3 separate regions of the Mus musculus genome follow, and all the other regions are linked to region 2. The links are chromatin loops, found by intact Hi-C in ENCODE. Cell type or tissue: heart. All regions are shown on one strand. Region 1 overlaps Rtel1 (regulator of telomere elongation helicase 1). Region 2 holds the start of Col20a1 (collagen, type XX, alpha 1). Region 3 overlaps Rtel1 (regulator of telomere elongation helicase 1).

Region 1 (8,000 bases), 370 kb before region 2:
CTGTGGGGATTACAGGTGGGCATCACACTGAGTTTTCTACTAGGTTCTGATACACTCTCAGAACAGGGTTCAGTAGACCTGCCTGGGAAGCCTAAGTTCCCTTATTAACTCATTCTCAGTCTGCTTTTATCTCCTAAGGAGAGAGCTGATCTTACTGGTGTGTGTTTCAGTACACCCATATACAGGTTGTGTGGTATCCCAAGGACACAGATTTCACTATATCTCCAGATGTGTGTGAGGTATATGTTCCATGTAAGGTGCAGGTTCCTGGGGAGGCAGCAGCTATGCTGGGACTGGCCATGCCCACTAGACCTACTGGGTTAAAATTTTCATCATGTGGTCAGGACAATGTTTAAAATAAAGGCTGCCTGTCTAACCATCCCTTCAATCAGTTAGATGGTGGTTCCCTATTGTCCAGGCTAGCAGTTATAGCCAGAACCTGCTCTTCTGGAGTACCTTCTGAGTAGGGTTCTCTTCAGGGAGGTTTGGAGTTGTGGCTAAGCCACCGGTTCAAGAAAAATCTAGTGGCTCCTTGTCCAAGTCAGGTCAACCTCCCCATGGGGGCCTGGGAGGGGCAATGGAGAAGTTAAAATCAGGAGGGGATAGATACTGATTCAAGGAACTGTCCTGCACATAGGTGTCTAGGAGCTTGGTTGAATCATTCCTAGAGGACCCTCCTGGGAATTAAGAGTAGGTTGCTTAAAAAATGGTCAAGCTAAGGGGATATCCTCTAGCAGAGGGTACAAGATATCACTGGTGTCTTTCTGGCCATCTTTACTCAGTTTTGTCAACACTGGAAAATAAGGGTTCCATGGGGTGACCCTTGGGACACCTTATGGTGGACAGGGAACAGATAGTCCTTCCTATGGGTGGTGGTCATCCTGGTGTGGAGCTTGCTGGCTTGGAAGCATAGTGGGATGAAAGCTTCCCACAACTTGAGAGTAATTGTTTTGCTGAAATGATTAGCTTTATAAAAAGTAAATATGAAGAAGTCTAAAGTTGGGGTGACATTGACTGCAAGCGTAGAATAAAGTCCTGTGTGCAGTAAAGAGTTAGCCAGTCACAAGGAAATCTGTACATAAGCACCTCTATAGCTGGGGCAGCCTACCCTTCATCAGCAACTGAAACAATTGTGGCAATGGTGCCTGGTCCTGAACTTCACTAAAGTTAGAGCACTCCTGTCAAAGCTACAACTATAAGGCTACAGGGCTTACAGTGTCACTGTTCTCCTGGTGCCTGCTGCAGCCAGCACAGCCCTTGAAAGGAAATATCCTGGGGTGTTACAAAGTCTGTGATGGTATGTTCCTATTCCTCAGTTCCTACTGAGGATGACAGGGATTGGTCAGTTTAAAGAGTTAAGGAGAGAGAAGTCCCTAAAAATTAGACATGGTAATGGGAAAAGCAGGAACAGAATGCCCATGGAAACAAGGGACATGGCCCTATTCAAAGAGCAGCTCCTGAGCCCCTTCATTATAAAAGGTAAAGAGGGCCTCTCAGAAACTGGGTTGCCTGCTTTTCAGCATCAAAAAGCAACATCGCCTTTAGGCTAACACATATGGGAGCTGCCTATCCAGGGCCTTGACCTTGTCCACAAGCTACAAATCTGTTGGTTGGTTCTCAGAGGAGGACCTGGACATGGTAAAAGCCAAGCCCAGGTGAGGGCCGAGCAATCCTAGTGAGGGTAGCACTGTCCCCACTGAGTATTCCAGCTGTTAGGGGCTTGATAAAGTGGGTGGAAGAGGCAGTGTCAGGGAATACTTGAGATCCCCCTACAATCCCAAGCTCCCGTAGTCTCACCACATGCAAGCACAAGGTGAGCAAAGCATACATTCTAGGCAGAAGCCTACGTGTGTTAAGTAGCCTAGGCAGCAGCAACAAGCGATTGTGGGTGGTGTGGTATGCTCATGCTCCCTGTGGATGAGCTGACACTGCAGTAGGAGCTGTGTTCTAGAGGGTTAAGCTACAGAATTGTGCATAGTTGGTGTGGGGACACAATGGTGTCTAGCTGATGAAAGGGGCAATACAGGGGATGGATGGAGGGAAGCTCCTTATTGGCTTAAAGCTAACTGGTATGGAGAATGCTGCAAGTCTGGAAAAGATCTTAACAGACCTTTATCCTCCCACATATTTTTTAAAAAAGGTGTCTTTCTGTAGCTTTGGCTGCCCTGGAACTACAGGAGATCCTGTTTTTGCAGGGATTGATAGTGTGCCACACTTGGCACTGCCATGACACACAGTTTAAGACCACAATACAGACACCATCCTGATAACTTAGTTTTATTGGACAGCCTACACCTTCAGTGGTACATGTGCAATGCCAATATAGGCTATTTGAGGTTTCAGAACTTCACAAGTAGATTCAGATCTCATTGGACAGCCAAGCATGAGACCTGCAGTGGGTTTAACCACATCAGGGCAAGCAAAGGGCTCCATCTGTCTTCACTGGGGCTTCGGCCAGATGACCTGTGTAATGCTCTGCTTCCTGTTAACAGCACCACAAGCCGGACACAGTCTAGAGGCCTGTGGAGATACCTGCTAGGCACTGAAGCTTGGCATTGCTCCCTTAGCCCCCACCACCTGGAGAGATGCCTGATGGGCTGGAGAGGGTTAGACCCCAACCTGGAGTTGAAGTTTCCAACAGGCCCAACAGCGGTAGAAGTCACAGGAGGGGCACTGGAAAAGCACTGTATCCTCAGTTGCACAGGCCGGGCATACAAATTCTGTTGCAGGAGGTCTAAGTGAGCACACTGTTCAGTGCCCTACCATAACCAACATTCACTGTAGCCCCTATTGCTTACTCCGATGAGGCTTCATAAGCTCATGGGGTAGTCTAGGAGGAAGTTGCATGGGCTTTGGGGTGGTATCATCAGACCTCACACTCTCATCTGGCCTCTGTCTAAAGAAGGATGAGATCTTACTCTGGGTCTTCTCAGGTTTCTTGGACATCGAGGGCCCTAAAGATAGCAACGAGTGCGAGAAACTTATGGGCTTCCTGTTAGCCCCCGGTGCAGTGGACTCAGGGTAACAAACAGGGCAAGGGTAGGAGTCTTCCAGTGGGCCCTCACCTGGTTTCAGGTCCTCATGGGTAAGCTCAGGAGGCACAGTTGGGCTCTCATCTCTGGGACCTTCGAGCTCCAAGTCCTTGCCTGTGGTAGGCAGGCCCATTAGGTCTGCACAGGTCTGTAGGAACTGAGGCTTATGATGCCGACGCACAAACATGCCAAATCCTGTGGGGAAACTTCTGCTCAAGCTCTGCACATACTTCTCACAGACAGCCTTCACCACCCTTCCCAGAACCTATGCCCTACACCCAAGGATTACATACTCTGTAGCAAGGGTAAGTGTTCAGGTTTTGCAGTGGTCAGTGCTGCCACCACAGCCACCACCTTGTCCAGGTCATCATCCTGTTTGTATGCCCTCAGAGCTGCCGTAAGCTGGTTGCAGCTTGCAGATCCCAGAGCCTTGTGGACATCAGATAGGTAGTCACTCACAGCAGGCTGGCCAGGTTTTTCTACTGCACATCCCACTTTTGTACAATGGCTGGTGTGTCCTGGTTTGGAAAAATGAGCTGGAAGGGTGAGAGGTGTGTAGTGGGTGTCAAATGGCTTGGGACGTTCCCCACCACCACTTCTTTCCAGGAATCTCTGTAGAGTCTGCTAGCTGCTCAGGACAAATAGATTTAAGAACCAAGCAGTCCAGCCTGCCTCTTCAAGGATTTTTAAGTCCACTGGGGGTTATTAGGAGCCAGGTACCTTTGGAGGTTGGATGGGCAGACAGGTGAGGCTGCCCCTGGTTCAGGTGCTGTCCAGGATCCAGCTGCCTGTCTACACCTTCAGACAAGGTCAGTTTAGACTCCAGCTCTCTCTTTCCTGAAGAGACATGCTCCTAAGATTAGGCCTTATAATCCTCACACAGGAAAGGGGACCCTGACATCAGACCCACCTGACTGTCTTAAGAGGGCCCAATGAGTCCTGCTCAGGGGCATACGTACCTACACCTCAATGAGTACTGAGCCCAAAGGGTAAGTTTTCCCTCTGCCATGCCTGCGTGCATCAAGCACTGGAACAAGTACTGCTCTGTGGATAAATAAATCCCCTCTCCCACACCTGCCCTCCATAAAGCACTGCAGCAGTAGAGGGGCCAGCTCAGCTGCTCAGGCAGGAGAGAAGTAGGACAGGTGCCAAGCCTCTAGCATGAATTCCCTAGGGGAGGTCTCTTGGATGCCTAAAAGTTCAACAAAAAGTGCTACCCTTTGCAGACAGAATCTGGGAGAATATTGGTTAAAGTAGCTAAGCAAGAGCCCAGGGATGCCTACTAAGCCCATTTCCAGTGTAAACTGCCCTTCAAGTCTGAGGTTAAGCGTCTAGCCTGGGACCTTGCTCACTGGTAAAGTCCACAGTTGACTGTGCTTGCTCTCCAAAAGGAAAGTTGTTACCTGGCTGGTAGCCACATCGTTGGCCTGTTAGCTGGAAGCAGATGTCCTCAAACTGCTGCTTGTGGTGGGGTCGAACAAACTGGTAGAAACCTGTGGGAAGTAGTTGTCTGAGCCATATACTGTGACTGATGGACCAGACTCTGTGGACCATGGCCTACCTACTAGGCCTTTTCTCTGAGAATCAGAGTCAACCCTGGGCCCTATAAGAAGCCCCACCTCCACTGCTGTAGTGTTAACCTGATAGCAGAATTTTGAAAACCAGGGCACCTTTAAGCAGGGTGTGTTTCTTGGGGTCTTCAGCAAAGAGACAGGTGAGAGAGGCCACTAGGGCTTCAAAGTCATCAGAACTCTTATAGTGCTGCAGGGCCTGGGTAAAGGTGTCAAAGTTAGCTTGGCTCAGTGCTTGCTTCACAGCCACCATGAACATCTTGGCTCTGCCTGCCTGTGTGCCAGCCATTGGTTCCTCCTGGAAGAAATATGATCAAGAGCCCTATCAGAGCCAGCCCTTTCCTCCTTCCTTGGAGGCAGTACAGGGTTTTGGGTTCCAGGGCACAATGACTTGCCATTCAGGCTGCCTGTGAACCATCTACCAGGACAAAAAGTAGAGGGCTGCTAGAGAAACAAGGTCAAGGTCTGGTAATATGGTGACGCTCAGGCCTGTCTGAGATCATACCAAAAGCAGTCAGAAACCTATAGGGAACCTATATGGCCCCACAGCAGAGGACACTTCTCAACAGGCTGCACCCGTTTCTGTGCATCTCAGATCTATAAAGAATTATAGAAACCTGTGGGAAGTATTTGTCTGAGCCATATACTGTGACTAATGGGCCAGACTCTGTGGACCATGGCCTACCTACTAGGCCTTTTCTCTGGGAATCCCTGGGCCCAAGGCAGCTTGACTTAGGCAGCTCCTATCCGTACCATTTCTAGCCATCAGCAGGCTCAGGCCTCCACATCTAGTGTACTTCCAGATGCAACAGCCCTCCTGAACACTGTCTGAATCTTCTTACAAGCAGGACAAGGACAAAAGCCACCACACTTGGGGCTTTCCAGCACATAGGGGTTAATGGCTTAGGATGTAACTAAACGTTTCATCTGAGACTGAGAACACACTGTTCCTCCTTATATGGATAAATCAGTGCCCACACTCGGAAAGAGCCAGCACCAGGCCACTCTGCTAATCATGGTAGAGGGAACCACAACCAGTTATCAATCCCAAACCAAACAATCCTAAGTGTCAAGACAGATTCTAGCAGAAAAGAAAAGGTTTTCTGAGCAGAGTGAGTATGGCGGCACATGCCTGTAATCCCAGCAGTTGGGAAGTAAAGGCAGGGGATCAAGAGTTCAAAGTCATTCTTGATTACATACTAAGTTCAATGCCGGCCTTTTTATGATCCTGTCTCAAAACTAAAAAAAGGGGAGGTGGGATTGTCTTCTTAGAGAAGAATGGTGAACTGGAGGCCCCAGGTTATCAACATCAGAGCTGCTCAACTCTAGCCACACCCTTGTTTGGTTAGGGGCAATGGGCACCAGAGGTAAGATTCCCACATATGCCCACAAGCAGCTATCTTAGCTGCAAGGGACACTAACTTACCGGATGGTTGACCAGCCTGACTTTCTTCCTTCCTCCTTTTTGCTCAGTAGACAGCCTCTTCTCGCACCGGAGAGATGGGGTGGAGGAGCCCAGTGCCTGAGGGAAACACAGCTGTGGTCTCAACCCAAACCCAGAATTTCCAAAGCGCCTATGATATACTTTTGGGTTCCCAGGATCCTTGCCTGTATCCTGAATAGAGACTTGAAATGGATGCAGGGAAGGGTCAGGCTCTGACTCTGATGGCAACACTGATGTTCTGGACTTTGTATGTCATACCCCTTGGCCTTGTTTACAAGTAGCAGTGAGAAAGCCACACGAAGGACACATTTATGGTAACTGGTTGTCAGAGCAGGGATGGAGGGAAGGAGCTCCAAGACAGATCTAGGAACTTAAAGGCTTTTGGGCAAAGGGCATCTGAGGAAAAGGAACTCAAGACACCACTCATACAACACAGGCTGGGAGAAAGGCCAGCTTTGGGCATACCAGGGGTAGAAATGCTAAATTTTGAGTAGACTGCCAGACTGACCCACCAAAGAGACATGGTGGTGGCACTATGGGAGCCAGGGTCTGGGGATAAGGCATGGTACAGTGATGCTGAGTCTCACTTGCCCACCTATGTACTGGGAAGGGTCCATGTCCATGCCAGATACCCTCACCCCGCTTCACACCTGCTCCTCAGATGCCCCAGCCTTCTGCTCGTTGTATTCTAAGGCAGCTAGCAGTCCCATAGGTCTCTGCTGGGCAGAAAATGTCTGCTGCTCATACTCCCCACACAGGCTGCTCTCAGAGTCTCCAGCAGCTGGTAATCCTAAAGAAATATGTGTTGGCAGGAAAGCTTATCAGTAAGCAAGGATACTGCTTCTGTAATATGTGGTTTTTACCCAACCCCACACACCTATGGGCTTCTGCCTCAGGCTGGGCACATGCACATCCAAACTCATGGCTTTCCTGGTAGAGAGGGAGTAGCTGGACAATGTAGCATCCTTGAGAGCAATTTCTCCCTCACTCACACTTGAGGTCACAGCCTGAGGAACTGGCAAAGGCATCTGTAGAATCATAGGGTAAGGAGGCTTGCACTGCTCCCCAGAGAAAGGGATTCCAGCCCTTCTATGGGGACACAGGCAAGTCAACCGGGCATTTGGAGCTCACAGTTTTCTGAGCAACACGGAAGAACTGGGCCACATCTCGGATGACATGGCCAAAGTTGTCATACACCTTAAGGTAGGGGCGCACCCAGGAGGGCAGCTGGGCCCTGGCATCAGCATAGGCGAACCTGGAGGGTGAATGAGTGGCTGTCAGTTCAAGTCCTCTACTACAGAAACTAAGGGCCATCCCTGCCCTGCAGCCACTACATTCAAGCTTCAAAATGAAGGAGTAGTATCTGTTGGTAAGGCCAGAAAGGTAGCTATAGGCTTCCTACAGGGGAGGATTGTATCTAGAAAGGGAGAAGAAATGGGCATAGCCACAGTGTCTTCCTGTACCTGTGGTCACACAGGAAGATGGCCCCATAGTCATGGCGGTGTCGAATAACCCTCCCAATAGCCTGGTTCACAGCCCTGGATGCTTGCTGCTGGTACCATTCCTGCCCAGAGAGGCACTGGAAAGTAAAGAATTTTGGCCATTAGGGTCCTTGTTCCCCAAAGTTCCCTGCTTACCCAGCTCTGTGGTATCTCACCTGGCCTCCAACCCCACTCCGGCCTCTCATCTCATCCAAGAACTGCATCTTGAGGACAACACGGGGATCCATGCGTGGAGGATATGGGAGGCCCGTGACAATCACACCACGACCATTCATGTCTGAGAAGTCCAGCCCTTCGCTGGCCTAGAACGAAGAAACAGATTCTCCTCTCCCCTCTTGTCTTCTACCCAGGCTTGTGGTCTACCCATGCCCTAACTCTTTCAGCCACCTATCTCAGGTATTGCAGGAAAAGAGAAAGCTCCATCCTGAGGTCCACAGCTGTGCTCATGTCA
Region 2 (8,000 bases):
GGATATCAGACTCTGAGGATGCCTGTGGGGGATTATCTTGGTTTTGTTAACTGACGTCAGCAATGTGGAGAAACGCATTTTAATTGTAGATGGGGCTATTCCCTCGGCAGGGGCTATAAGAAACTAGGGTAGTGAGTTGAGCACTATCGTTCACTCCGTTTTGCTTTCTGATGGTAGATTTGGTGTGACTGGTGCACCTTGGCTTCCCTGCCATGAATATTATACCCTGACCCATGAACTAAAGTAACCCCTTTCCCCATAAGTTGCTTTTATCCACATTTTGCCACAAAGGGAAAAGAAACAAAGACAGGGCAATCCTGTCATGAAGGAGGGGGAACCCATGGTCAATGGGGGGGCGGAGGGACCATAGGGCCTGTGCTGACCCCCCAAGAAGCTTCCGGACTCTGTTGCAGAAGCTATTTTTGGAAAATGGGGACAGAGGCCTCTTCTAGACTCCTCACCATGTGCTGGGGCACAGAGAGATAGGCAAAGACTGAGAGTGCCTGGGATAGACACAATGACCCATTCAGAATGAACTCTTTCCGGATGGGCTCGGCCGCTCTGACCGTGACCTATTGAAAGGCAGGAATGTGTCAGGATGAGGTGGGGGTTCTGAAAGGCCAGCTGTGAGCATGGGTCCCCACTCTTGCCCATAAAGAGCCTTCTGTTTTTTTTCCCCCTCAGTGTGTTAGGAGCTTTTAGAACTATCTCAGACAGTACAGGCACATGTTCCCCTCCCTAACCTCAGCTCACCTCTCAGCTGGTCTCTGAGGCCCCAGCCCATCCCAGCCATGCATGGGCAGCCTGTCATGCTGAGACCTGAGCTGGGGGAACAGGATTTGTGGGTCTTACAGAATCACTCTAAGTTGTTCATACAGCAAAGCCTTCCTTCCAATTGAAACCTCAGCCTATGAGCCCCACCTTGGGGTTCCACTGTCTGAACAAAGGGAGCTGAAGGACTCTGTCATGTGGAAGTCACCCCCTTGGATAAGAGGACAGGCTGGGAAATGAAGTCTGATGGGTTCCAGGCAAACACTGAGTTGGAACCACCAACAGTGCTGTGGATAGTAGTGGTAGGAAGATATGTTTTTAACTTGGATGAGAAACAGATCCAGACCAGTCAGGTATCATGAGGAATATACTATATTGTTCCTGGGAGCTAGATGTAGTCATGAGTGTGAAGGCTATGGGCACACAGAAACATGCCTTCCAGGGACCCACCTGAGCCAGCAGCTCCACAGGAAGGAGTCTGCAACACAGATCCTCCCCAAGTCCTGTGCACATCCCTTGGAGGTCATAGAAATACTACGAGAGACTTTCCCAGGGGGAGCCTGCCTGGAATAGCCAAATAGGAAGGGACCAGATGGAAACTCTTGCCCCAAGACATGTACAGAGAAGAGAGATAAACTACCCTTCTAAGACAGAGTAGGAAGGCTTTTTTCCTTGGGAGTGAAGAGGCAGGAATATTGATCTCTATTAAGCCATGTGTGTAGTATATGAAACCAGATTGAAAATTTTACAGAATAACTATGCAAGGCATAGATAAAGGATCAAATTTGGAGAATGCCAGTAATCTTGAAATAACTTAGGCAAAAAAAGCCTCCCTAAGCAAGGCTGAAGTACCACAAGGTCAAGGCAAGAGGGAGGGTTCTCTTCTCTGCTCTACCAGCTTGCCTGTTGCTAGAACAGCTCTCAGGCTGGCATTTACTACAGGAAAATGCCTGTGATGGCAAGTCAGAGGCTTGTAGCAGAGTTCCTCTTGCAGGCAGTGGGGGCATTGCCTCCTTACCTTGTCCCTGCCCCAGTGCCAACGTGGTGCCCAAGAACATCCAGAGGCAGAAGTGTTGGTAGGAGCCTTGGAGGCTCATACTGCACAGCCTGTGGGAGGAGAGGTCAAAGCCCTTCACCACTTAAGGAACTGTCTTACCCGCCTCCCTGACAAGAAAGCTTGTTCTGCATCCATTCCCATGGACCAGCAGGATGTCCCTACAGACATAAGTGAAGCCCAGAGGCCTACAACTTGTCATTATGGAGATGTTGATGAAGACTGAAGCCATACTAAGGCATCCCACTGAACAAAGGACCCTCAGCTACAAAATCTCCTAGTGTGCTCAAGTACCCTCTGCAGGGAGCCAATTCTCCCTGAATGGGGGAGCACTGCCCATGCCCCTTCTGGTATTCACACCCACAATCGATAGACACAGTGGGGATCACCAGAGTAACAAAACCGTGAGGCCCCAGCAGCCCCACATGGTGTCTGAGATTGGTTTGGATAGATTCATACCATCAAGGTCATCACATTCGGTGGCTTGCTCTCAAGCAGAAGGGACATGTGAGGCCAAATTCTGATTATAGCAGAAGTAGGCACAGTAGGGATGAAAAGTATTGGGGAACCCTTGAGTCCTCTCTGAAGTTGGGAGATAATGCTTGAAAGAGAGGCCAATAGGGTAGAGTCCACCACCTCAGGGTAGCACTTTGGAGGTGGGAACACAAGCATGACCCAGCCTGGAATTCGTGAGCCCGAGGAACCCAGGATCCCCACCCCAGCCCTGAACAAAGCACCTGCATTTCCTGTATACTCAAGGTTACCTCTGCAGAGAAGCCAGCTCTGTGAGCAGAGCCAAGGCCAGTAGGAAGGCTACAGGCTGATACACCCTAGAACAGTAGTTAACCTGGGAGTTGTGACCCCTTTGTGTGTGTTGGGGTAGGGGAAGGGACATCTAATGACCCTTTCATAGGGATTACCAAAGATTATTGGAAAACACAGATTTTTACATTATGATTCATAATAGTAGTAAAACCATAGTTATGAGGTAGCAACAAAAATAATTTCATGATTGAGGGTCACCACAACATGCGGAACTTTTTAAAGGGCCACAGCATTAGGAAAATTGAGGACCACTGCTCTAGAGTGTATATATGCACCCATCCAGAAGATTTAAACTAAGGTGTCAGTGCTATGGACCACTGCTCCATCTGCCTATGAAGTGCCACAGAAATGGCCCTGCCTTCTGGACTCACTCTGAAGCCAGACCCCTCCCTACTTCATGGCCAGGGTGGTCACAGCTGATGGACATAAGTTCCCCTCTGCTGCCCACCAGCCCTTTTTGTATGTCCTTAGTTCCAAGTGTCTTCTGAAACCCTCATAGGATCTGGAGAAGATGCTCAGGTCTCCAGGCTACACTTGAGTCCCTCAACTTGTGGGGCCTTATCACTTTTCCCAGTCTCTCCCCAGTGGATTCTCTGGTAAGCCCCCTCATGCACCCAGCCCCAGGGCCATAAATGAGTCACTAACCTCCTGCTCCAAGGATAGTGTTCCTCACTTTCCAATGCCTCTTGGTCTTGCTGTGACAAAGCTGGAACTTAGAAAAGGTTCCCTTCCCTGATGTCACCACTAGGCCCGCCCTAAAGTCTTTTCCCCTCCCTTTTATCTTCTGCTGCTTGGGGCTTGTTTTCAAGAATGAGATGGTGGTCCCAGCACAAAGGACCCATTTCACACTCTTCTGGGAATCCCACCAGGGGTAGTGGGGGACTGCAAGTCTGTCCCACAGAGAGGCTTCTTGAGAATAAAGGCCAGTGTGTGTAGCCCTGGGTGCTGGGCATTGAGAGCCTCTGACCAGCCTATTTGGGGGAAGGACCATTTAGACTACCAATCACTAGGGGCTGGGGCTGGGGTCTGCAACCTCCATTCCCTTCCTTCCTGTTCACACTAGAACTAGGAGCAGGCCCATGCCCACACTACTTACACCTTCCTGAGCTGCTCCTGCCTGTGTAGGTTGGGAAAGCTCTGCTCTCAATGAAGCTCTCGTGATCCATCTTGAAAACCCCACGGTCTCACCCTGTAACTCTCGGCAAGGTGGCCCAGTAGACCAGGCCAGGGATAAAAGGCCCCCTACTCCCACTTGAAGGCATGGCTCATGACCCAGCCACTCGGGTTCCCATGGGTCCAGTGCAGCGTCAGTTTGGTCTTCAATTACACATGGCCTCCAAACCATGATGTGAGATCTAGGGTCACAGTCCCTATAGATCCTCCCACAGTCAGATAAAGTTGTAATCTCTGAGTACATGCATCTGTGGCCGTAGCTCACAGGAATCTTGAAATACCTGTGTGTATCCACGCACAGCTCAGTACTCCTCTGTGCACTGTCTGTCTCAGGTGGACTACCCTGTACTTTCTACCTCCTGCTACCTAGAAATGCCCTGGCAGCCCGTGTACCAGCCCCGCGGTTCTGCTTTCCCTGTACCTAGCAATGGCATGTGTACACCCATCCCCACGCTCTGAGATCCACGTCATAACCCCCTGCAAACTAAGTCAGAACAGAGTGCCCTGGAGCCTGCTCACCTCCCTCCTGACCACAGCCTGACAGTAGGGGATACTAACATGGGAGTAACAATTTAAGTGGGCAAATGTGATGATGGGGGAGCAGACACTCAGGATATTGTCTTAATGGTTTCAAAGGAAAGGGGCTGACCTCTGTGTCTGGTCTGGCCATTTGGGGCAGGAAGTCTGGAGTGAAGCCTGACTTGAGACTGATAGAATCTTGCCTGCCCAGAATCCCTTGATGCTAAAACCCACACTTCAACAGCTGGCCAGAGGCCCACATCAATTTCAGCCAAACAAGCACTAACTCCACCCAGGACACTTGGTGGGAGACAGAGTTTGCCTGACCCATGCAGGCTGGAAAGGCTCAGGAAGGAGTAGTGTTATAGGCCTGCTCCTAGAAAATCCTGCCATTGCTAGGTACAGAGGAAGCAGACCGTTGGGCTGGTACAAGGGCTCCCAGGGCATTTCCAGGCAGCATAAGGTATCAGAACTCCTTGGTCCTTTAGTGCTGCCCACAGACAAACCCCTCTGCAGGCCACATACAGGAGGCTCCATACTATCCCACTGGACATCCCTGGGCCAAAGCCAGGATAGAAGACAAGAGGCCAAGCTATGACTTGCCCCAAGGATGTGGAGTCTCTGGAGATAAGCCTACCACCCAGGCCATGAACATGGCCCAGGAAAGGCTATCCACTCAAGCCACAGCCAAGAGCCACTCCAAGATACCACTCCTTTCTCACCTCCTAACTACATGACTAACCACAGACATCCAAGGCTGCTCAGCCTCTTGCCAGGTCACCTAGGCCGACAATGTCTGACTTAAGTCTAACCAGGCCTCCCTGAAGCCCAAGCTGTCCCTGCCATGTGTTTGTTTACATATATCCAAGGGAAGGGCTCTCCAGGCCTTATGTTTATAGAATATAGTCTGACAAGTTCCCTACATACAGGCTGCAAGCAGCAGACAAAGGCCATACCTAGAACCTTGCCCTGGGCTTTACTTATCCTGTCCTTTAAGGGATTAGAAACGTGGTATAGAGGGCTCTGGATTATGTTAAAAACAAGCCTCAAAACATGCAGCTCCTGTACTCAACATAGCACCAGAAACCTGTTTGTAGCTAGGGCTATTTGCCACTCCCAAATGACCTGAGGCAGGCAGCTTCCTGGACCAGAACCAATAGATTTCATTCCCCTTTTATCACCTTATGTCCACCAAATCAAGGACTCCTTCATTCTGGGGATATTCCAGTTTCAGTGAGGTTCTTCTTCCATGTTCAGACTTCCTTGACTCCTGACTTTCTGTGTACTCAACAACCCCAAGTCTCTGACCTATGATGTCATCTATCAGTGGTTACTCTATCAGGCACAAGTCCTGGGTATCTTCTCCCTTGCTTCCCTAGCTCGGAGATGTCCTGTTACATGACTACTGAGTAGTGTCATGTCCACTTGAGGACAAAGCAATCCCAGAGGATTCCCCAAACTTAAGCCCTACCAGTTCAGCAGAGAACCATGAATCCCCATGGGGGAGGCGGGGGGTGAAGCAAGCACTGGAAAATTAGGGCCCAGACAGCTCAACATTAGAAAGTAGGAGCAAACATGACAGACACACAAACCACAGAACTTCAGGTCATGCACTGCTGGTCAAACTGAGGGTCAGACAGGAGTGGGTTTAAGGAGACAGAGACCCCAGCTGGTCTCTCCAGCCACAGCACACAGCAGTCACGGAATCCTAGGAGGGGGCGGCTGTCACACCAACCACTGATAACACATGGGTCTCAACTGCAGTGTTCCACAAAATCCACATGGCGATAAGTGGGGAAGGACAGCTGCATGCTGAGGGAGACACAACCAAGTGTGCTCTGAGCAGCCTGAACAGGCTGGGAGAAGGCCTGGGCTGTCACAGACACAATGCATGGCAAATACTAACAGGTGCTCTGCCCGGATGGAGGGTCCCCATTAAGATGCTTGACCCTGGCAGTGGCAGTTGGCCCCTGAGCACCCCCTCCATGCTCAGGCTCCCCTGTACCAGGTGGGAGCGGCAGATACGTAGGAAATGCTCCCGGCCCCTTTACTCTCCTTTCCTCATTTCTGAGCTGTCCAGGGCTGGCCAAGTTCAAATCAGGTGTCCAAGGAGGACCAGAGCCCAGTCTGCTTTGTGTGGCCATCTGTGGAGAGTTTGTCCCATTTAACTGAGGGCTGGACAGGCTGATGCAGGAAAGGCGGAGGGTCACAAGGTGAGTTTCACAGCACAGGCCACACAGGCTGTGGACTTAGGTGAGGGTGTCGGTGGCAGTGTGAGCTCCAGTATTGCTTTTGTCATCTCATTTCCAGCTTTAAGGCTCCAGGCACTTTCTTCAAGAAGAAAGAACTAGCAGACCTTTCAAGTTTAAAAAGACATTTCAAGGAAAGCAGATGTCTGACTTGGCTGACATTGCACAGGGCTGCAGTCCCAGGCTGTGCTAGGGCTGCAGAGACAATGCCTGGGTCCCAAGAACCCAGAGTCCAGGAGGGCTGCTCAGAGGACCCAAGAGGCAGGTGGATGACACGTCCCCTGAGGTCTAAGAGAAAGCCACCCCACACCAGGCAGGCAGCACCAACTCAAGTCCTGCCTGAGCCACTGTCTTCACACTGAGGTCAAATGCAGGAGGAACAAGAAGGGCAAAGTGCAAACACAGCGGTCCCCAGCAGGGCTGGGCTAGGGTGCTAGGCTCCTACCAGTTCTGGTTGTCCCAGCCCTCATCAGCCGTGGATGGGGCTGCCTTCTTGGTGGCCTTTGCCCTGCCCTCCCCACTGGCTCCCTCCCAACTCTCCCAGCCATCGCTATTGCTGTTCTTGTTGTTGGATGCGGAACCTGAGCCCCAAACGTCCCAGCTGTCCGAGCTCCTCCTCCCTGTTGAAGCATCTGCACAGGTCCAGCTGTCACTGCTTGGGGACTTGGCCTTGGGGGGCTCAGCACTCCCAAAGGTCTCCCAGAAGCTCTGGTCTATGTTGCTGTTCTGAGAGTTGTCTCCACTGCTGTTCTGGTAGCTGTGGCCCTCTAAGGGTCTATCAAAAATTTTTGAGAAAGGACAAAATCTCAATAGTTGTCACAGAAAGATACTTGTGCTGTCTGTATTCCTCAAGCTGCCCAATCTGCTCAAGTCTCAGGGGCTCTCTAGAACAAGACCCACTCATTGCTTCAAATGCCCAGCCCACATTTGACCAAGGTGTAGCCAAATGCCTGTAACAGCTCTATGCTCTCTTCCTGGCTAGGAAGAAGCTGCTGCCTTTCCTGGTGCTTCTTAGCCACCCTTGCAGTCAGAGTAGCCCAGCAGGTGAAGGACCGAGACTTGGCCTTGTAAGGCTCCAACCAGGTACTGAGGACAAGCAGCTTCTTGGAAGGGAGGGATCGTCTCTTGCTACCTCATTCCCATCATCACTCAAACTGCAGCGTGTTTGCTAGGGTGCTAGGAAAGAGGAGCCCTGGTGGTGGGGGTGAGAGGGCAGTCACTGTGCCTCTAATAAAGAACTGGGTGTACCACACGGGGCAGAGGGTGACGGGCCAGGCCACCAGCTCTCTCTCAGGGAGCCCAAGGGACCCAGGGCCTGGGGTGAGGACGTGGACTACCTGTCTGAAGAGTCTTCGGCTTTCCCAGAGAAGAAAGTAGTGACATCACGCCATCCCTTACTGCCAACTCCC
Region 3 (8,000 bases), 360 kb before region 2:
GCTGAGGCTAAATTCTACATAGGGTAGGTGGGGGAGACTGCAGTCAAGATCTCAATACTATAATACCAATGTAGAGAGTGCTCAAAGGCCCCTTACCATCTGCACAGCATCCCCAGTAGCATTGGTACCACTCTTAAGGTATAAGAAACAGCTGAACCCTAGAGAGTTTATGAGAGGTAGAAATTCACACCAAGCTCACTGTAAGCAATAGCGTCAGCTACCTGCTCTTCAGACATGACTCTAGTGCTATGGCACTGGCTAAGAGGATGAAAGCCATACAGGTCAAAGCTAAGGTGACTTAACCTAAAGAAGCACATCCTGAGCCGAGTGTGACAGTGCACACCTTCAAGCCTAGCAAGATCTCTGTGAGTCTGAGGCCAGCCTGGCCTACAGATCTAATTCCAGGCCAATAAGGGTTACGTAGTAAGATCTTGTCAAAACACAAAAACAAAAACAAACACACAAAATTAAAAATTTATATTTAAAAAGAAGTGTATTGAACCAGGTGTGTCAGAACCTAGGAGGCAGAGACAGGTAGATCTCTGAGTTCAAGGCCAGTTAGCCTACAGAGGGAGTTCTAGGACAGTCAGGGCTAAACAGAGAAACCCTATCTTGAAAAAACAAAATAATAATAATAATGACGATAATGATTAATAATAATATACCCTAAGTCAGGGAGGGGAGGCCTTGCAGAGCCTGGGTTCTGCCACTGCCCTAGTAGGTGTCTCTGGGTGGATAAAAGTGCTTCCTGTCTCTGGCTTTCAGTGGGCATGACTCCAGATGTGATGTTATTATTGTGCAAAGGTTGAGCAGGGTAGAGTTTCCTGCAGTGAAGATTTGTACCTTGTTTCCTGGATGCAGTGGTACTCCAGGCATCTGACCGCTTAGCTGCTCTCCGGTGGCTGGTTTCAGGGTGTATGTGTACCTGGAAGGACAAACATACACATGTGCCTGCCCAGGTCCTACAGCAACCCTGCCCCACTGGTCTGTGAAACCTTTAGACTTGCCCACATCCTGAAAGCTGCTCTCACCTTATAGGAATGTGAGATACCCAGCCCCACCAGAGAACCAGGGCTGCCTTCCGGAGGGTCCACGCTGAACACAATCTGAAAGGCACAGCAGCAGAGCAAAAGGAAAGGGAGCCTGGGTTGAGAACACATCTTCATAATGAGATGACAACTAAAGCCTCTTAGCCCAGCATCCAAGAGCCCGAGGCTACTTCATCCTTCTCTAAGTCAGCCCTCTACTGAGACAGATGCTCTCCACTTGTCTCACTTGGCCGAGGGGCAGTAGCTTACCCCTCATGTTCCTCTCTCTTGGGCCTCCCTCTCAGAGCCACCGGTGCAGCCAGGATGCAGCCTTACCGACTAACTCAGTTTACTCTTCCTTCAGTGCCTATTAGTGCTACTCTAGTAATTCAATATTTAAGATTGTGGCAAGGTTCTTTTTTTTTTTTTTAATGGTTTTTCGAGACAGGGTTTCTCTGTGTAGCTCTGGCTGTTCTGGAACTCACTTTGTAGACCAGGCTGGCTTTGAACTCAGAAATCCGCCTGTCTCTGCCTCCTGAGTGCTGGGATTAAAGGCGTGAGCCACCACGCCCAGCTGGCAAGGTTCTTAAAGTCTAGGAAAAGGCTAATCCCAAAATTCCACCTGACAGAGGAAATACCAAGACAGTCTATGAAAACAAAAAGGAGTTTATTCTAACTGAATCAGAGCTTACCGAAACCTTGACAGGTAAGTAGTAAAGCAATACAACAGCAGCAGCAGCAAGAGACTAGAGAATGAAAAGCCAGGTAAAAGCAGACACCTTAGCCCCTCCTAGGAAGGGGTGGTGGGTAGATGCTCAGCCCCTACACAAACCCACAAAACTCTACAGAAGACTTCAAGAACCAAAGGAAACCAGGTGTGCGTTAGGCAGCATGAGCCAACGCAACCAAGCCTCCAGAAGCAAGAAAACCTTTTACCTGAGCTACCAACAGGCAGAAAAGGTAGGCGGAAGATATGTCCATCATACAGGGTAAACACACAGGACTCACAAAGCCTCCAAACCAACAAGAAACACAAGGAAACACCACCATAACCACAGGGTAAAGAGTTAAATGAGATAACAGAAAGACAGGTTGGAAACAGGTGATTCTGACTTCCCTCAAGAGTTTCTCTTTGCATACATCTCCTGCCTCGCAAAGGTAGCTTGTCACCGCTTTTGGTCTTTCTTACCAGGCAGATCCTCTTTAACTGTGCTTCCCTGCTCATCTCCAACTAAACTGATAACCCCAAACTCTCATTCCAGGGTTCTGCTGTGATAGAAGTCCCTCACAGCGTGTGTGAAAGCCTCCAGGCACTGTGTTCCAGCTGGGTTGTGTGAGCATGGCACTGTGTTCTCGCAGGACTTTTCTGTGTCTGCCTAGACTTCTGGTCTTTTAGGACATCATCATCTGCTGCTGCCCTGAACCTCCTGAGCTGCCTTCATTGTTCTCATCCCCACCTGACACAACCTGGGAGAGGAAAGAGAAGTTGTCTGAACCACTCTTCCCTGGGCCTTGGCCTTGCATGAGTGTTTAGAAACACCCTCACATACCACGACCTAAACTGGCCATGTGAGGGATGAGCAGGGCTCCCTGATTTCATGAGAGTCATGTATTTCTCCAAGAATACACACAAAAAAAATTTTTTTTAATTTGCCCGGAGCGATGGCTCAGTGATTAAGAGCACTGATGCTCTTCCAGGGGTACTGAGTTCATCTCCAGCAACCACATGGTGGCTCATATACATCTGTAATAGGATCCAATGGCCTCTCCTGGTGTGTCTGAAGAGAGTGACAGCATGCTCACATATATAAAATAAATAAATCTTAAAAAAAAAAAAAACCTTACACTTAAAGAATAAAAGAAATCTCAGGGCCGGGAAGTGGTGGCGCACACCTTTAATCCCAGCACTTGGGAGGCAGAGGCAGGCAAATTTCTGAGTTCGAGGACAGTCTGGCCTACCAAGGGAGTTCCAAGACAGCCAGGGCTACACAGAGAAACCCTGTCTCAAACAAAACAAAAAAAACTCAGGGTGGGTGACTCATCACCTGGTCTTAAACATCAGACAGGTCTGTGGGAGACAGAAGGAAAATGAATCAATAAGAATTCCAGCCCGGCGGTGGTGGTGCACGCCTTTAATCCCAGCACTTGGGAGGCAGAGGCAGGTGGATTTCTTTTTTGTTTGTTTGGTTTTTGGGTTTTTTTTTTTTTTTTTGAGACAGGGTTTCTCTGTGTATCCCTGGCTGTCCTGGAACTCACTTTGTAGACCAGGCTGGCCTCGAACTCAGAGATCCACCTGCCTCTGGCTCCCAAGTGCTGGGATTAAAGGCGTGCACCACGACGCCCGGCCTGCAGGTGGATTTCTGACTTCGAGGCCAGCCTGGTCTACAAAGTGAGTTCCAGGACAGCCAGGGATACACAGAGAAACCCTGTCTTGAAAAAAAAATCAAAAACAAAAACAAAAAAAGAATTGAGGTAATGTTTAAATGTTTCAAAAGAAAATATAAAAATTCGAGCCGGGCGTGGTGGCGCACACCTTTAATCCCAGCACTTGGGAGGCAGAGGCAGGCGGATCTCTGAGTTCGAGGCCAGCCTGGTCTACAAAGTGAGTTCCAGGACAGCCAAGGCTACACAGAGAAACCCTGTCTCGAAAAAAACAAAAACAAAAACAAAAACAAAAGAATTCCAGCTGGGGGCTGACAAGATGGCTCAGCAGGTAAGAGTACTGACTGCTCTTCCAGAGGTCCTGAGTTCAAATCCCAACAACCACATGGTGGCTCACAACCACCCGTAATGAGATCTAATGAGATCTGACACCCTCTTCTGGTATGTGTAAAGACAGCAACAGTGTACTCATTTATAGTAATAAATAAATCTTTGGGGGGAAAAAAAAAGAATTCCAGCTGACTAAGAGACTAGTTCCCCCAACTTAGCAAAATGGTATGTGATAAGAGGAAAACCTGACTCTAGAGTGTGAGTACATTTACATATGCAGGTATATGTGAATGTGTGTAAGATGAATGCTCACTACATGTGTGACTGAGATGAGCAAAGGGGGCTGGGGGGGGGGGGGGGATTCCAATCTAGGAGCCACAAACTCTACTTCTGGCTGACCCTTCTCTGGCCTGACAAAATCTGACTGGCTAGTTGTTTTTCTGTGCACATTCCCACATCCTGACAAAAACTCTTGGCACCTTTGGTTATGCAAGAAGCAGCTGTGAGATAAGCAACTCACCAGTCATTTGTTCTGCTGCTGAGCAGCTTGCTAGCAAGGATCTAGCTCGCACAATACCAGAGTGGGGTAGGGAAGGTACTAGGAGCCTTTGGAGCACTTGCCAAAGAAATTGCAAACCACTGGGCAACAAAGTCTGGGTTCCAAAAGCATGGATAAGGAAAGTATCTCCTTTATAAACAGAGTAGAGAATAGTGTTCTGAGGAGGAGAGAGGTTGTCCTGCTCACTGGAGCCCTCTAGGTCTGGGAATAACAGTGCCTCCTCTGTCCCTGTAGTTGAGGATGAGCCCACATGGGAAGAGTAGAGTAGATTCTTGGAAGGTGTTTCTGATGAAAGGCCCTGCTGGTCAGCAGAAACCAATTTGCTTAGTAGGACCAAGGCTTCTTGCACTGGGGACAAAGCATACTCCATAATGGCTAAATGGCCCAGCTGTGGGTGGTACAGGGGCCCCAGACAACAAGAAGTCATAGACTCAATAGTCATGGATAGACCACCATCCTAGGAAGCAAGATGCCTACCTAATATGCCTCTGGAGAAGTTCATGTAGGAGGGAGCCAAGTCTGCCAGGACAATCGGGTGCCAAAACCTTCCTCATCCTACCAAACATCTGCAGTCTTTCAGTCAACTCTCCACTCATGGAGTGGAAGGCTGAGACTACTATGTTCCTTATCACAAAGCTGGCTGAGAGGGAGCAGGCCTGAGCTCATACCTTTCCTATCACATGTACACTTGGCCCCATGCCCTCATTGTGGCCCAGCTACATCATAATCAGACCCACGGAGGTCTCAAGCATTCACAGTCTGCCTCTCCAGTAAGAGGATTTGCTTCGTGATTACAAAACCAAGGCACTTTCTGCTCACTAGTCATAACCCCACGTGGTCCGGAGTTATAGCGTGGGTAGAAGCAAACTGGTGGCTTCACACAGCACCATAGATGAAGGGACTGGCTGTGCCTCAGTTTTTCTAAGGATCAACAGTTGTCATCCAGGAACATTAAAAAAAATAAAGAGGATCTCACTATGTAGCACAGATCTTACTATGCAGACCAGGCTGGGCTTGAATTCAGAGATCTGTCCACCTCTGCCTCCCAAGTGCTTGGTCTTAGAGGCAAGCATTACTATACCTGACCCCCAGCCAGGAATCTTAAGACGCACTATTAAAACTTAAGCAAGGTGGGGGTGTACTTGAAGGATGGCCCACCAGTTAAGAGCACTGACTGTTCTTTCAAATTTGATTCTTATCACTCATATGGTGGATCTGACCCTGTCTTCTGGGCCCCACAGGTACCAGGTACACATGTGCTAAACATACATGCATTCAAGCAAAAATACCCAGTAATATAAAAAATGATTAAAAAAAAAAAAAGGCAAAACCAAAAATACCAACAAAACAACAAACCTTAGAAAGGCTAAGCAAAGTCGAAGCTGCCCAGAGGCCTCACCACCAGGATCACCCTCAACTACCTGGTCAGGACGGCTGGCGCACTAGAGCAGAGAACATAGCTGCACTAAGACATATGTGTTCTATACCCGAGGACAACTGCATGTCACACAGACAAGAGAGAGATGACCCCAAAACAACACAGTGAGAAGCAGGAAGAGACCTGATGAGGTGAAAGGAGTCCAACTTTGTCTCTGACAGTGGCACCACAGCCATCCCTCCTATACCTCCTTCTATTTCGGATACACAGACCATGGCATTTTTAGGACCCATTTGCCTTTCCTTTGAGAAGATACTCAAGCCATTTGTCTCTAGATTTCTCCCAATCTAAATCTAGCTGGAGCTCCTATCAACAAGGAAGCCCTGCCCAGCCCCAAAGGGGAAAAATGAATTCCAAATAGCTCCTGACTTCACTCTTCACAGGATCTTGGTCTTAAAATACCACTCTGGATTTATCTGGCCACCAAATAGCCAAAAAAAAAAAAAAAGGCCAGATCTGCCCTCTGTTAACAACGCCCACTGAGGCCAACACTACATTCAGGTCAAAGTAAGATGCTTAGGGTTTTAGACATGTGATATGAGGACCTTTGTCCATTCCCTGAAGCCTCTGTTGTCACTTCCAGAAACAGAGACCCCCAACAGTTAAAAGCAGTCTCCTACCTGGATAATGTCCATAAGCTTCTGCAACCCAGCCGTGTTGGTGAACACACCAGTACCTGTGGAGCACACAGCAGAAGAGACGCTGAATCCCACATCGCCAGGAGCCATCACTGCCTCACTTAGCTCTGTCTCACGTCTGCTGAAGCAACCAGCCTACCCATAACCAATATCAGGGACAGGATGTGCTAAGGAAGCGCAGCTAGGGAAATCTCCCCTAAGGACTATAGACTTCCAAAACAATGATTTGGTCATTTAGTGAAATGATATGGGGGAAGGTGGCTGCTATCCTCAATGCACAGCATATAGCATTGCATGGGACAGTGCACATCTCACTGCCATCAACAGAGTAACAGCCCATAAGGACACTGCCCTTTGGAAACTTGATCTCCTAAACTCAGCAGAACTCAGGTATAGTAAGTAGCAAGAGGGAGAAGCCAGTGAGGCCCACATCTCACTAAGTCCAAAGTCGCTGACATTTCTCCCTAAAAGGGAACTAACTAGAAAATACTATAGTAAGAAACCACATGCAGCAAAGATGAAAAGAACATAATGGTTGGCCAAGTGTCACTACTGACCCTGTGTCTCAATCAGAAAGAGAAAGCCAGCTGGGCCCAGTGGCCACCCCTGAAATTTTAGCGCTCTAGAGACAAAGTCAAGAGGATCAAGATCAAAGCCAGCAAAAACCTGTCCCAGAAAACCAAGGGCTGGGGATGTGAATCAAACGACAGAGCAACCATGAGTGAGAGCCTTGGTTCACTCTTCAGTACCCCTCAGGGTTAGGGTGAGCATGAAACAAACATGAAGGGTAGGCTGGTGGGGGAGCTTTGTAGACTAGATTCCTGTTCATAAGGAAGGCATGATAGCAACCTGCTGACACTGATGGCCAAGTGCTGACTGCTGGACATGGAACAGTAAGTCCTGCTGTGATGTTCGTCTATATCAAAGCCATTAGCCCCTCATGCTCCATATGGGCAACCCGAGACTCACGGCCTGCCAGGTGCTGGATTATCTGGTCCAGTGATTCCAAAATGCAGCCTTTGGTTTGAAATGTTATTTGAGCTTCAGCAAACAGCTCGAAGATATAGCTGCCAAACAGAACAGAAACTTGAGACTGAGAGGATACAAGACTGTAGTTTCTGGGAACCTACAAGGAGTAACCTTTGAATTTCCTGCATGCAGAAATAATTGCTGAGTACTTCAAGGAGGTTAAAACTGGAAGTGAGAGGCTTCTCCCTGTAGTGGTTTCCTAGCAGGCAGAGGACAGTGGATTACTGTCATAAGAATCACTAACAAGGAAAAGACAGGTGTGTAGGCAAGGGACCACAATTAGGGGTGACCTGAATGCAGGTCCTGTGTGTTTGAAGGCAATAACTCTGGGTAGCAACTCTAAAAGCCTTGGAAAGAAATGGGGAGGGGGCAACAGAAGCCGCAGGAAGAGGGGAGGCTTTGGCAGGGCCTTCAGGTATAAGTAAAGAAGGCCAAACAAGCACACCAGAGCCCAGGTCAGACTGGTAGATCTGGATTATTTGGTAGTAACCTGGAATACCTGTAAAGGTTAGAACTCAGGGGAACAAAACAGTTCAGAGAGAAGGCAAGTAGCCCAAGACACCCCCCCGCGCCCCCCACACACACTGCTTTATCTT

Evidence for each region. Peaks named below come from ENCODE experiments on the same cell type or tissue, not always from the same donor. Only the 100,000 strongest peaks of a DNase experiment are listed, where the experiment ranks them.
Region 1: a loop joins it to region 2, with 2.6 times the contacts of the local background. A loop is called at or near these places in 2 of 42 quality-filtered maps.
Region 3: it touches region 2 in a loop (2.5-fold over the local background); 3 of 42 quality-filtered maps call a loop at or near these places.

What each region holds. Positions count from the first base shown.
Region 1 is chr2:181,350,878-181,358,877 of GRCm38, reverse strand. Rtel1 (regulator of telomere elongation helicase 1) reads right to left here. Exons shown (of 34, transcript NM_001001882.3): 23 at 7,705-7,851; 24 at 7,511-7,626; 25 at 7,179-7,302; 26 at 6,925-7,075; 27 at 6,698-6,837; 28 at 6,030-6,125; 29 at 4,703-4,901; 30 at 4,436-4,525; 31 at 3,753-3,869; 32 at 3,326-3,568; 33 at 3,066-3,227; 34 at 2,262-2,954. The coding sequence ends at 2,788. Arfrp1 (ADP-ribosylation factor related protein 1) reads left to right here. Exons shown (of 8, transcript NM_029702.4): 8 at 1-1,188. Among named protein-coding and RNA genes, the nearest start is that of Arfrp1, 11 kb to the left of the region's middle. In heart, no CTCF peak of the experiment used is centred here; no DNase peak of the experiment used is centred here.
Region 2 is chr2:180,980,403-180,988,402 of GRCm38, reverse strand. It overlaps Arfgap1 (ADP-ribosylation factor GTPase activating protein 1), which reads right to left. Exons shown (of 14, transcript NM_145760.3): 13 at 7,929-8,000; 14 at 5,879-7,366. The coding sequence ends at 7,033. It overlaps Col20a1 (collagen, type XX, alpha 1), which reads right to left and starts at 1,868. Exons shown (of 36, transcript NM_028518.1): 1 at 1,790-1,868. The coding sequence starts at 1,868. In heart, no CTCF peak of the experiment used is centred here; no DNase peak of the experiment used is centred here; H3K27ac peaks cover 737 bases.
Region 3 is chr2:181,339,938-181,347,937 of GRCm38, reverse strand. It overlaps Rtel1 (regulator of telomere elongation helicase 1), which reads right to left. Exons shown (of 34, transcript NM_001001882.3): 13 at 7,345-7,442; 14 at 6,358-6,413; 15 at 1,032-1,106; 16 at 844-925. Among named protein-coding and RNA genes, the nearest start is that of Arfrp1, 21 kb to the left of the region's middle. In heart, no CTCF peak of the experiment used is centred here; a DNase peak (open chromatin) is centred at 4,967.